Regions from separate parts of the Homo sapiens genome. Here region 2 is linked to region 1. The links are chromatin loops, found by intact Hi-C in ENCODE. Cell type or tissue: Calu3. All regions are shown on one strand.

Region 1 (4,000 bases):
GTCAGGAAACAACAGGTGCTGGAGAGGATGTGGAGAAATAGGAACACTTTTACACTGTTGGTGGGACTGTAAACTAGTTCAACCATTGTGGAAGTCGGTGTGGCGATTCCTCAGGGATCTAGAACTAGAAATACCATTTGACCCAGCCATCCCATTACTGGGTATATACCCAAAGGACTATAAATCATGCTGCTATAAAGACACATGCACACGTATGTTTATTGTGGCATTATTCACAATAGCAAAGACTTGGAACCAACCCACATGTCCAACAACGATAGACTGGATTAAGAAAATGTGGCACATATTCACCATGGAATACTATGCAGCCATAAAAAATGGTGAGTTCATGTCCTTTGTAGGGACATGGATGAAATTGGAAATCATCATTCTCAGTAAACTATCGCAAGAACAAAAAACCAAACACTGTGTATTCTCACTCATAGGTGGGAACTGAACAATGAGAACACATGGATACAGAAAGGGGAACATCATACTCTGGGGACTGTTGTGGGGTAGGGGGAAGGGGGAGGGATAGCACTGGGAGATATACCTATTGCTAGATGGTGAGTTAGTGGGTGTAGCGCACCAGCATGTCACATGTATACATATGTAACTAACCTGCACATTGTGCACATGTACCCGAAAACTTAAAGTATTAAAAAAAAAATGCAATGGCAACAAAAGCCAAAATTGACAAATGGGATCTAATTAAGATCCTTTCTTACAAACTGTGCTTACGCTGGTGGCGTTGGAGGCATTCCCCTGTTGCTGGAGGGCATTCATCTCTTACCTGATAGTCTCTTTTCTGCAATCCAGATAGAATTGTTTTAGTTTGGGATGTAAATTGGCAGGTGTTATTAGAATTGAAAATACCTGAGAACGTTATCTAAAAACTAAGGAAAATGAGTATTTAAAAAATCTTAATCAAGCTTGATATATAGAAGGCCTGGACAGTAAAGCTCGGTTGTAAAGATCACAGGCTTTTGGGACAAAAGGTTGGGGACTTGATCTGTGGCTTTTTACTCCCCACCTTCAAATCCTAGATTCCTTTTAATCAGTCTATGGATCCACTGACTAAAAACATTAGCAATTTAATGACAGTGTTTTTTTTTTTTTTTTTTTGGTGGGGTGGGGGCACAACTGTATCAATTGATACCATTGGTACATATTGATTGAAAATGTATCTTTGAATTAAAGAAATATGGTAATATTAATATAATAGTGTCTAGTCTGTTAAAAATATAATAACAGTAACACCTACTTTTGAGTTATTATAACAGTTAAATGAGCTAGTACTTTGCACAGAGCCCGTTTGGTGCTGGCACATGGTAAAAATTGAATGAAAAGCAGCAGTGATTGATAACACAGAACATCTCTTCTTGGTATTATGGAGTCTGTATAGTCTCACTCATCAAATTCAATAGTCACAAAGTAATAAGTAAATACCCCTGGGTGACTGAAATATAGTAAGTACTATACAGTCTGTATTTCAGGTACCTAGGAATTATTTATTTTTCTAATAGTTAACAGTGAATTCTACTTTCCTATGCTGGGAAGTCATTTGATAATTTGGTATGGGAAAACTTAATAATGCTCCTTGGGTCACAAATACTAATGTTGGGTCTGTTAAAATAAGGGAGTGTATAAAAATTAATGAGACTCGATTTTTAGAATAAGTATCCCGATTTTTCCAATGTAATTTTGTTCTTTTTTGCAGGATTTCGTATTCAATTTCAAAAGTAAGTTTGAAACCACATCTATTTTCTGAAAACAAAACAAAAAAAATTGAACAACAACAATAATAACAACAATACGTACACACAACTGCGGGATTTTTGGATTTATGTTATCCAGAATTAAGTACCAGAGGTAGACAATGCTGAAAAACACGTATGCCGATCACAAACTCATAGGGCAACATGAACTGTGGGATGAAACAGATGGGTTGCCACTGCCTACCTTTGACTTGCTCTGGTTCCCTTAGGGAAATGGAGATTTTCTTAGTGTCTGGCATTTGCAGCTCTTTCCACAAGAGGACACTGTGCACCATGACTATCATCCCGCCTGCTGTGGGCGGAGGCCAGGGCCACCGGCAGAGGTCCTGCTGGAATTTCTGGGATAGTGGAGAGCAGTGAGCCAAGCCGGATGCCTGCAAGTCACGTGAAACTGTCCAGGCAGACAAATTAGGCAGTGTTCGGTGCTCATTCAGCCGTGGGGAGCGGACAGGACGGAAAAATTCCTTTCATTCCCAGGCTGCCCAGAAGTAGCTGCAAGCACTTTTAAGGTAACTGTGTCAAGGACTTACAATAAGTAGCCAGTAACCCTTTTAAATGTCTGCAATGTTAACATAGCCATATGTGCACCAAGGGGAGGGTTTTTTAGACAGACGTTGTTTGTTGTGGGTAATATAACAACACATGTAGTTATCAGTATTTTATTAGAATATTTACATTTTTAAGTGCTGAGATTCTAAAATACCTTTTGGCTACATTCTGTGAATGAATATGGACAATCACCATGTGGCAAAGGTTATCCCTTCTCCCTCTGACCCCTGGCAATTGTGAAGTTTGGAGAGAGGACACCACCAAGCAGCAGTCTGAAAATATTTCTCCTTTGAGGCCTGACTTAGGGCAAGGGAAGAGGAAGAAAAATAGACCCTGATAATTATTCTGGCATTTCTCTTGATTGCTACTACCAGCGGAATGGAAGCCTGGACTCTCGGTTCACCATTGTTGACTGTGCCAACATCTTCCATTTCTGTTCTCTGGGGTCTTAGGTGATTTGAAAGCACAGTAAAGTGATCAATAGCTACTCAGGATAATGGGTAGAGGATAACAACAACTATAGAATATGACACTGGGAGCATGAGAAAAGCTAGTATATCTTGAGTGCCTGATGTACATGCCAGGTACTCACTGTTGCATGCTTTGTAGAATTTTTTGTCTGAATGTGAACTGGACGGGCCCACCTCAGGGCTTGGGCACCTTTGTCTCCGTGCAGCCCTTGAACTTAGGTGAGACTGCATTAAGCTCCAGAGGGATAATGGGGGTTGCCCACTGAATAATCCAACCCCACTTGCTTTCCCCTTTCACGATGTCCATGGTGCTCACTCCAGCTGCTTGAGGACTTCTTTTGCATTAAAATAATTAAAATTATATGTATATAGTTGTATGTTTATTATGGAAAAAAATCAATGCATGTTTATTTTTAGAAAAAATAAATATAAAGATAGGCACAAGAAATAGTTTAAAAAAATCACCCACACTTCTATAGTTCCAAAGTAATTATTGTTAACTAACTATGTATGTACCTATGTACTCAAATGTTCATGTATATACCCATAGATATGCACACAAAGCATTTTGTGAAATTTGGATTATAGTAACCATTAATTCATAGCTTGCTCTTTTCACTTTGCACATTCTGAAGATTATTTCTGTTAACAAATACTTGCCCACAGCATTTTTGTAGTATTTGTTTGCTAGTTTTAGATAGATACTTTTAAGTACAGAAAAGTGCACACGTTACAGGTGTGTAGCTTGATCAGGTTTCACAAAAAGCACAAATGCCTGGGCTTGATGGCAGAAATTCACAGCTAGAACATCCTCAGCATCCCCAAAGCCCCCTAGACCCCGGTCAAATTGCTGCCTACCCCTCCTCCCCAAAGGTGACATTCTTCTGACATCTTTCCCACATCCCCAGAGATTAGGTGCATGCATCAATGGCGTCATTTTGTGTATACTCATTTATGTCTGCCTTCTTGAGCCTCTCACTGTGAGACTGATCCATACCGTGGCACGTGAGTGTCAGTGGCTCATTATTATGTAATATTACATTCTGGGCACATATGCAATTTATTTTTACCTTTTGCTTTAAATGGGTGTTTGAATAGTTTTCAGGTTGGGACCATTACAAACACTACTGCTCTGGCCAGGCGTGGTGGCTCACTCCTGTAGTCCCAGCGCTTTGGGAGGCCAAAGCAGTGGATCCCTTGAGC
Region 2 (4,000 bases), 120 kb after region 1:
TGAGATCATTGAATTTAAAATGCAGCCATTTATAGACTTCACTATTTCCAGCATTAATTCGAAGGAGTAGATATTACAGTTATTATAATGACAATTTCTCATGGCTATTATGGCATATTGATCTGTTCTTTTACTATCGCTTTTTCCTCGGGCAGATCCTGTATCTGCTCAGGCTGAGCACACCGTTTTCTTACAGACTGTTGTTCCGTGTCGCTGCTCTGTTTTTCTGACATGTTATTTCCTTCAGTCTCATCATGAGCAAGAAGCCAAATTATTTGCATATCACTAGGTTTAATTTTAAAATTGTATTTCCTTTGAAAGTTACCCCCTTCTCCTATTCACTAAGGAGCAGATGCTTCTTATTCACCTGCTGGGATCTCCTTGCATTCTGGTCATGGTTTTTCTGTTCCAGTTGCCATTTCCTTTTTTCCTCTTGGGATGTGGAATGGTGTAGAACTGTGATCAGTGGAAATACGTATTGATTGGATAGACCAAGATATGGCTGGGTGTGCCGGGAGGAGGAACTGGGAAGTCAGCGACGTGGCCTCCATCACAACGTTTATGAAAACTCTCCCTTCAGGAACTTATGATTATGTGAAGGGGATGCTTGCTGCTGTTTTTGTGCTTGGCAAGCAGCTTCTTCAAAATTTCTTCCTTCCTTTCTTTTCTTTTCTTTTTTTTTTTTGACATGGAGTTTCGCTTTTGTTGCCCAGGCTGGAGTGCAATGGCGTGACCTTGGCTCACCGCAACCTCTGCCTCCCGGGTTCAAGCGATTCTCCTGCCTCAGCCACCCGAGTAGCTGGGATTACAGGCGCCCGCCACCACGTCTGGCTAATTTTTGTATTTTTAGTAGAGATGGGGTTTCTCCATGTTGTTCAGGCTGGTCTCAAACTCCCGATCTCAGGCGATCTGCCCGCCTCGGCCTCCCAAGCCTTCTTCAATATTTCTAAGGTGTGTTCTTCTCTCTCTACTATTCTACCATCCCAGACCCTGAAAACAATTGGAAATCGAATCATGCTCTGGCGTTCATTTAGACAGCAAAGTCTCCTCGGATGTCAGAGAGACACTTTAGTGGCCGGGCACTGATGTGAGTGAAGCAAGTCTCACTTCAGACTCCAGTTGCTACCAGTTCACCAAATCCAAGTGCAACAGACCTGGCCTGTGTAGGAGGGCAGACCTCGCTTCCCACAGCAGTCATCGCAAACGGGGCTAATCATCGTGGGACCATGATCCTCCTCTCACCCAACCTTTCTTACACTTCAAGTTTCGCTCTTTCCACACAAACATAAAGCTTTTGGCAGTTTGGATGGATGTGCACTCACCAAAATCCAATTTCCCACCAGTCCATTAAAAAAAAAAGTGTTTTTATAGTGAGCTTTGAAAATGGGCCAGGCCATGAGAAATGGTCCATGCAGATGCTGGGTTGTAGATTATAATGCATTTGCTGGTTGGGGAAAGTGCTTTGAAGGTTCCTCCCAGGTAACTCTGAGCTCAGTAATTGTTTCATAGAACTTTCAGAATAAGATAGAGCAATGTTTAGCATCCGATTTTGGCTGGGGTTTTCCATGGATTAGCTGATGCCAGGCTGCCTCCATGCCAGCAGGAGCTGGGCATTTTTGCTGACTGTTTTTAGGGTCTTCCTCGCCCTTTAGCCATTTCCCCGGTTGCAGGGCCCCTGAGCTGCTTGGCCTGAAGGCCTGCCAATAAACCTCATCCGACTCTTGGTTTGCTCATGAAGGGTGGGGCTTGGGTGAATTCCCATTTGTTCTGTCCCTGCCATTCTATGCTTTACTCATTTGTTCCTGGTTCACCTGCAGTGAATCATTTTATCTCTTTGGGTTGCAGCATTGTACGACGACATTGTCTTTGGGCGCTTGTCGAATTCTGACTCTTTATGATTCTGTGGCTGTCTCTTTCCTGGGACAGTGTAGGACATTTGACTCCTTTTGATTTTATTTTCTGTAAGCATCAAGGGGATATCGCACATGAGTCCACAGGAGAAATACGATGTATTTTCTTGGTGGAGGCAGTGGAGGGGAAAGTAAGGGCAATGGATGGGATCTGAATGGGATTGTCACCGGCTGTGAACACAGGATAACAAGTAGTTATTTTTGTTGAAATAACAACTATTTCAACAAAATGGGTGAAAATGGGAAAATTTAACATTTCCTCTAGAAAAACTGCATTTCCAACTATCTGACAGTAAAACAGGGAAACAGGGTTTATTTTCCTGGATCTTTCTGTAGCATATGTCCAGTTTAGAAAGGAGGCTGGCACCCCAGTGACTGGCCTCGAGGTGAGCACAGGTGTAGACAACAGTGGTCCACTCGACAGAAACACAAAAGAAGTGGGTGCCTCCCTCTGGTGGCAATTGGCATACATGAAATTAAAGTGTGACTGCGATCTTTCAGGCAGAAGGTAGCCAACATTCTTTAGAAACTTTATAACCTTTTCACCTGTGGGCCTCGTCAACGTGACCTGGTACCAACCAAGCACTAGGGGAAACCTCAGCCAGAGGTTGCCGGGATAGGTGCTCCCCAGCCCCATGGCAATGGGATACTGAGTTATAGCTGTTTCTTGAAAAAGCCTCACTTGTCTTTTCTATAAATCCAGCCTATTGTCACCTTAAATGATGGCTGTGTGTGGAAGAGTTGAACCGTAGTTTTGAAATTATAATCCAGACTTGTTTGTGGAAGAAGGAGATAGGGTTTTAGAAGACAAGATGAGCTACCTGCAGATGAGATATTCATTCTTATTCTATTCACACATCTGACAGTTGAACAAAACTATAAAACGTTGCCAATTACCTATCTGGGCTAGAAACGGCCTATTAGGTCACCCCGGCCATTCACAGCTGGTGAAATATGACTCCCTGTTGTGTATTTCCTCAGTTCAGCTTAAAATGACTTTAGCAAAAGGTCAGATGCTACTGCTCCTGGGAGATGTTTGCAATCTCTAATAGACTGATGTTAGACATTTTTTTTTCTAACATTCTATCTAAATTTGTTTCTTGACATCAGTTTCTTGACATCAGCCTCTGTTAATGCTCCCTTGAGCCATGGCAGCTCCAAATGGGTATTTTATCCCTGCTTAAATTTTTGGTTTAGACAGAAATGCTTCTACTACCTCTGCTGATAATTAGAATGTGTCAAGGGATGATATTTCATTGTTGGTCTTTTGAAAGGTTTTTTTTTTTTTTTAAAGTATTTCCAAACTGATTAATTTTTGATCCTGTTGCCCTGATCCCAGAAAATTTCTTTCTGTCTTTGAAATTTCTTGAAAAGAATAAAAGTAATCCACTTTATTTTTGGTTTGTAAAAGCTTTTTGGATGGGGATGCTCCGATGGCACCCACAAAGGGCAGGAGCCTTGCTTTCCTGCCAAGGTGCCACATAAAACAGGCCCTGGTTAAATGGTCACATTTAACCAGGCCCCATCTGAATTCTGCCTAGGTGTTCATCTACCTGAACCAATATAAAAAAAGTCTGGAGCTTCAGAACTTTTCACAACCCTGGGAAGAACTTCCCAATGCCATTTTCCGGGGTGATTCGGTGTCAGAACGTTATTATTTTAATTTAATCTATTTTTATTTTTATTTTTTAGAGACAAGGTCTTGCTCTGTCTCCCAGGCTGGAGTGCAGTAGTGAGATCTTAGCTCACTCTAACCTTGAACTCCCAGCTCAAGCAATCCTCCTGTTTCAGCCTCCAGAGTAGCTGGGACTACAGGTGCGGGCCACTATAACCAGATAACTTATTTTTTGAAGAGATGAGGTCTAACTATGTTGCGCAGGCTGGTCTCAAACTCCTGGCCTCAAGGGATCCTCTCGCCTAGGCCTCCCAAAGTGAGGACATTATTACTTGTTGCTTAAAACTAACACCAAAACTCTACTCTTAGTTAATCTTTTTGAGTCCAGGTTACTATATGTAGTTCAGCTACTTAGTCTAGAATGCCACATAACTTTACTTCTGGGGTATTTAATTTTAGTATCTTTTTATAAATA

The links. Peaks named below come from ENCODE experiments on the same cell type or tissue, not always from the same donor. Only the 100,000 strongest peaks of a DNase experiment are listed, where the experiment ranks them.
Region 2: it touches region 1 in a loop (22-fold over the local background); 3 of 110 quality-filtered maps call a loop at or near these places.

What each region holds. Positions count from the first base shown.
Region 1 is chr21:39,786,447-39,790,446 of GRCh38, forward strand. It overlaps IGSF5 (immunoglobulin superfamily member 5), which reads left to right. Exons shown (of 9, transcript NM_001080444.2): 6 at 1,721-1,742. It overlaps LOC107985500 (a long non-coding RNA gene), which reads right to left and starts at 2,043. Exons shown (of 3, transcript XR_001755057.1): 1 at 1,963-2,043. In Calu3, a CTCF peak has its summit at 2,040 (motif pointing right); a DNase peak (open chromatin) is centred at 2,085.
Region 2 is chr21:39,909,128-39,913,127 of GRCh38, forward strand. All of the region lies in intron 2 of PCP4 (Purkinje cell protein 4), which reads left to right. Among named protein-coding and RNA genes, the nearest start is that of PCP4, 44 kb to the left of the region's middle. In Calu3, no CTCF peak of the experiment used is centred here; a DNase peak (open chromatin) is centred at 2,344.